Regions from separate parts of the Homo sapiens genome. Here region 2 is linked to region 1. A link is an interaction called in ENCODE POLR2A ChIA-PET data of the cell type or tissue named here. Cell type or tissue: Panc1. All regions are shown on one strand. Links, peaks and the distances in the headings refer to the core of each region. The heading gives the core; the rest is flanking DNA.

Region 1 (2,910 bases), core at 346-2,845:
TAGCCTGGGCAACACAGCAAGACCCTGTCTCAAAAAAAAGAACTTCCAATGGATCATTAATAGAAGTATAACTATCACCCGGGTGCGGTGGTTCATGCCTATAATCCCAGTACTTTGGGAGGCCCAGGCAGGCGGATCACCTGAGGTCAAGAGTTTGAGACCAGCTTGACCGACATGGAGAAACCCCATCTGTACTAAAAATACAAAATAAGCCAGGCATGGTAGCGCATGCCTGTAATCCCAGCTACTCGGGAGGCAGGAGAATCTCTTGAACCTGAGAGGCAGAGGTTGCAGTGAGCCGATATCATGCCACTGCACTCCAGCCTGGGCAACAAGAGCGAAACTCCGTCTCAAAAAAAAAAGAAGTATAATTATCACTACCTTCATTCAGAAGGTCTGTGATGTACAAGGACAGCATTCAAAAAACTTCATAATTCTGATTTCAGACTCTTCTCTGCTAAAAGCCATAATCAGTGGAGGGTGAACCTAACACCTGAGGACTTTTTCTACCCAGAGCTGATATGAAAATTCCTCCAAGGAATAACATTTCAACCTTGTGTGTGACACATTCCGAAGTTAATTTTCTTTATCAGTTTTTGTCCAAACACATTTTGTCACGAGGCTTTTGACCTGTTCTTATTCCTATGAGTTTATTTTGTTAATGCAATTTGCCTGAAAATCCATGTTTCAATTCTGATAAGCACCAAATTTTTTCAATAATTATTAACTCACATTTGAAAATGGCTTTACAGATTTAAAAATTTTTTTTTTTTTTTTTGCAAATGGAGTCTCAGGCTGGTCTTGAACTCAGCTACTCAAGTGATCCTTCCACCTCAGCCTCTTGAGTAGCTGAGATTACAGCTATGTCCAGCTTAAAACTTTGAAATACATAAAGAGTAACATAAAACTTTCCTTCTCTTTTCCCCTTTAGGGTAGGTAGGGCAGGCGTTAAAGGAATAGAGTGCGTAGAGAATTAGATGCTAACACCAACAGTGGCTTTTTGGTGTTTGAATTTTCTGTTAATTGATTTCTTTTCCCATAGAAATTTTGGACGGTGTGGAACTTGGAGAGCCAGCCCATAAGAAAACGGGGACCACAGTGCCAGAATCTATTCATTCTTTCAGTAAGTTCAGCCTCTGAGGAACCGCACCAGTGACTAGCTCATTAAGAAAATAGCAGCTGTGTTATACCCTGAGAGGGGTCAACAAGATGAAGCAACAAAACTGCCTTTGAGCAGAAAAGGTTCCATGAATTTCTCATTATATTCTGAGGACAAAGACGGACATAGAGGAAGGATTGCTTAACACTTACAAAAGTGAATATTTGAGAAAAACAGGGCACCCATTGAACCTGTTGTATTGCTCCCATTCTTACAGTTATTTCTACTTTTGTGTATTCCAGTTGGAGACGGTTTGGTGAAACCAGAGGCCCTAAATAAGAAAGCTATCCAGATTATTAACAGGGTTCGAGATAAGCTCACTGGTGAGTGTGTCATGTGTTTACTTAAAAGGGACATAAAATCTGAGCACACTTTCCTCTCTGAGTGGTGGTCAGCCCCATGTCCAGTGGTGTTAGTGACGAGCTTTGGCACCATGCAGCTGACAAAGAGTGTCTTTGAGGTCATCAGTTAAACATTGTCTCTGATTCTTCTTTCTGATGACTGATAACAGTACTTAATGTTAGTTTAATCTCATTTAACTCAGGAGGTGAATAAATTTCTTTTGGGTCCAAAATCAGCCAAATTCAGAGAAGTGTTTTTTAATCATGTCTTTTTTTTGTTTGTTTGAGACAGTTTTGCTCTTATTGCCCAGTCTGGAGTTCAGTGGCTCCATCTTGGCTCACTGCAACCTCTGCCTCCCAGGTTCAAACAATTCTCCTGCCTCAGCCTCCCGAGTAGCTGGGATTACAGGTGCACGCCCAGCTAATTTTTTGTGTTTTTAGTAGAGATGGGGTTTCACCATGTTGGGCAGGCTGGTCTCAAACTCCTGACCTCAAGTGATTCACCCACCGCACCCGGCCGAATTTTTCTTTTTTTCTTTTCTTTTTTTTTTTTTTTTTTGAGACAGGGTCTTGCTCTGTCACCCAGGCTGGAGTGCAGTGGTGCGATCTTGGCCCACTGCAACCTCCACCTTCCAGGTTCAAGTGATTCTCCTGCCTCAGGCTCCCAAGTAGCTGGGACTACAGGCATGTGCCACCACACTCGGCTAATTTTGTATTTTTAGTAAAGACAGGGTTTCACCATGTTGGCCAGGCTGGTGTTGAACTCCTGACCTCAGGTGATCTGCCTGCCTCAGCCTCCTAAAGTGCTGGGATTACAGGCGTGAGCCACCGCACCTGGCCAAACTTTTCAAATCCAACTATGATGGTATCCTTCATCTTCATGTCTGACGATAAGCTGTTGGCATAGACAGTTAAGCCCACAGGGAACAAGAAGTGCATCGATTGCCAGGAAGAGAGTGAAATGTTTTTGTTCCTCCTGTGCTAGGTCGGGACTTCTCTCATGATGACACTTTGGATGTTCCAACGCAAGTTGAGCTGCTCATCAAACAAGCGACATCCCATGAAAACCTCTGCCAGTGCTATATTGGCTGGTGAGTGGGGCTCTCAAAGTGACTTTGTTAAAATAAGCAATCAGGTCCCAAGCCTAGGCCCCAAAGCCAGAGTAGCAAAAAGAGATTTGGTGAGGTATCTGTAAAGGGCAGTTAGAGCTCAGATCTCTTTAAAAATTCATATTTACTGCATGTGCCCATTGTTATAAAAAAAGAAACTGAGAAATATGGATGCATACTTGGAAGGCAAACACTAAAATTAAAATTACATTAAGATAAGTGGTTCAGGAGAATAGGCAAGGCTTGTTTGTTTGTGAGGGGTTCCTTTTGGGTTTTGCTGTCAGTCCAGTGCAGAGATACA
Region 2 (2,910 bases), core at 242-2,741, 130 kb before region 1:
GCTGAGGCAGGAGAATGGTGTGAACCCGGGAGGCGGAGCCTGCAGTGAGTGGAGATTGCGCCACTGCACTCCAGCCTGGGCGACAGAGCAAGACTCCGTCTCAAAAAAAAAAAAAAGAAGAGTTCCGGGTCAGTATCGTATTGATCAATATCTAGTTGAAAGTAGAATTAGTAGCCTCAAAATGGAAAATTCAGCTAGCAAGCTGCAGACCTACCTGTCTACAGCAGCAGTGTTTATTCTGTTTTCTCTCTGCCTTTCTATCCAGGCCACTCTCTGACCCAATTTGTTCGCCACTGTGCGGATCATTTCCTGAACAGTGAGCACAAGGAGATCCGCATGGAGGCTGCCCGCACCTGCTCCCGCCTGCTCACACCCTCCATCCACCTCATCAGTGGCCATGCTCATGTGGTTAGCCAGACCGCAGTGCAAGTGGTGGCAGATGTGCTTAGCAAACTGCTCGTAGTTGGGATAACAGATCCTGGTAAGGCTTGCCAGACAGAAGGAATCTAGGGGAGTTAAGGAGCTTAGGACAATTGGGAGTAGCCAGTTTCATTACATGGCCTCTCTAGAGTTCTTCGGCTCAAAAAGCTGATATTCAGCTATTTCTCTGCCAAGGCGTGTTAGGCATGGCTACTGTAGCCTTTGGTGTAAGATAATCTACCTTTAATTCTTTTGTCTTTTACTCTTGTGAGTAGAGAAAAGAATGACAGAGGTTAGATGAGAAAAAGCATCTGGAATCTTCCCACTACGCTGATGGCAGTGGAGGTAGAAGCTGGGAAGGGCTGGAGTGATGGGATCATGAGGAAATGTTCAAAGGCTCCATTGCTCTTGCAGACCCTGACATTCGCTACTGTGTCTTGGCGTCCCTGGACGAGCGCTTTGATGCACACCTGGCCCAGGCGGAGAACTTGCAGGCCTTGTTTGTGGCTCTGAATGACCAGGTGTTTGAGATCCGGGAGCTGGCCATCTGCACTGTGGGCCGACTCAGTAGCATGAACCCTGCCTTTGTCATGCCTTTCCTGCGCAAGATGCTCATCCAGGTAACCGAGGTGATGGCCAGACCCACAGGCAGGGAAGACAGGACTCTCGCTGTGAGAACTGCTTGAGGAAGCGGAGTTGAGGACAAGGATGGGGGAGAAAGATTGAGGTACCTGGTAAAAGCCGCATTTGTCTGCAAAGGTCCAAATGTTTCCCTGGCTTTATAATGGCAGTTCCAGTGCTCATCACCTCATGAGCCCTTTGTCAATATGACTCTAAGGTGGTTCAGAGTCCTCTCATGCAGCTCTTTCTTTTTCCTGGCAAGTCACCAGTGATCCCATTTCTTGGCCCTCTTTGCTTGCTGGGTTGATCTGCTGCAGATGGTGTCAGACTTCCCAGCGCCTCCCTATCCTTCAGCTCTCCTGCTTTTCTTGCTGGTGCCAGGTCAAGCACGGAGGCCGTTGTTCTTCACAAAAATAACCAGTGTGAGACCGTTTCCACTATTTGTTCTAATAGTCATTGCTCCAGTCTGTGATCCTGGCTTTCGTTCTTAAATAATATGAGAATGCCAAGCTCAGCTGCTTGGTCTGTAGCGTAAGGTAGAATTGCTCTGGAGACATGGCTCCTCAGTTTTTGTCTTCACCTACTGAGTAAGATCTGTGGCCTCCTGGTGAGCAATACATGGAGTCCTGCCAATACACCAGTCCTGCCTGGTGAAGTTATTTCCACCTGCCTCTTGTGGGTCTCTATGTTGCTCACCCAGTCATTTCCTGTCCCCATTGCTCACTGTTTGCTTCCTGATCCTCCTTCATGGTTTGTTTTGAAGTAAACACTTTTTATAACATATAAGGAACTTAAACATAGAAAATCATTAATATATGTAACTCACTCTAGAGAAATGTTTGTTCACAATTTGTTATAAAGTGGCTGTAAATTATATCATCAGTCAACAAATTAGGAAGTTGTACTTATGTTGGCACTTCTATTTTTAGCGTAATGATTTATTTAACTGCCGGCCTGCGTTAGAAGTGCCTGCCATTTTAAGTCTTAAAAACATTCCTCAGTTATAGGAAGGAATAGAAATCATTGTTGAAGGCCGGGCGTGGTGGCTCATGCCTGTAATCCCAGCACTTTGGGAGGCCGAGGTGGCCAGATCACCTGGGGTCAGGAGTTCAAGACCAGCCTGGCCAACATGGTGAAACCCCATCTCTACTAAAAATAAAAAAAAAATAGCCAGGCATGTTGGCAGGCGTCTGTAATACCAGCTACTCTGGAGGCTGGTGCAGGGAGAATTGCTTGAACCCAGGAGGTGAAGGTTGCAGTGAGCCGAGAGCGCGCCACTGCACTCCAGCCTGGCGACAGAGCGAGACTCTGTCTCAAAAAAAAAAAAAAAAACGTGAAATCACTGTTGAGCCTGCCAGCTCAAATCATGCTAAATTAATTTGGCGTAGAAATATCTCCTAAACGGCTGAGTGCAGTGTCTCATGTCTGTTATCCCAGCACATTGGGAGGCCAAGGCAGGCGGATCACAGGAGCCCAAGAGTTTGACAAGACCAGCCTGGGGAACATGACAAACCACGTCTCTACAAAATATACGAAAGTTAGCTGGGTGTAGTGGTGCATACCTGTAGTCCTAGCTACTCAGGAGGCTGAGGTGGGAGGATCACTTGAGCCTGGTAAGTTGTGGATGCAGTGAGCCGTGATTGTGCCACTGCACTCCAGCCTGGGTGACAGAGTGAGACCCTATCTCAAAAAAAAAAAAAAAAAGGAAAAAATAAGAAATACCTCCTAATGAGAATATCAATATGTTCATTCTGTCAGCAGACTTTTTGACCACATGCTATGTTCCAGGTACTGCTGGGCACTGGGAATATAGCAGTCAACAAGCCAGGCGTGGCTGCAATCTTCTTTCTTTTTTTTTTTTGAGACACA

Evidence for each region. Peaks named below come from ENCODE experiments on the same cell type or tissue, not always from the same donor. Only the 100,000 strongest peaks of a DNase experiment are listed, where the experiment ranks them.
Region 2: POLR2A ChIA-PET joins it to region 1 with 11 read pairs; 6 of 35 experiments call an interaction of 5 or more read pairs at or near these places.

The regions. Positions count from the first base shown.
Region 1 is chr1:11,107,862-11,110,771 of GRCh38, reverse strand. It overlaps MTOR (mechanistic target of rapamycin kinase), which reads left to right. Exons shown (of 58, transcript NM_004958.4): 55 at 1,043-1,123; 56 at 1,402-1,482; 57 at 2,486-2,591. Among named protein-coding and RNA genes, the nearest start is that of EXOSC10, 9.4 kb to the right of the region's middle. In Panc1, for the core only: no CTCF peak of the experiment used is centred there; no DNase peak of the experiment used is centred there.
Region 2 is chr1:11,235,973-11,238,882 of GRCh38, reverse strand. It overlaps MTOR (mechanistic target of rapamycin kinase), which reads left to right. Exons shown (of 58, transcript NM_004958.4): 12 at 266-481; 13 at 835-1,040. Among named protein-coding and RNA genes, the nearest start is that of MTOR, 25 kb to the left of the region's middle. In Panc1, for the core only: no CTCF peak of the experiment used is centred there; a DNase peak (open chromatin) is centred at 1,722.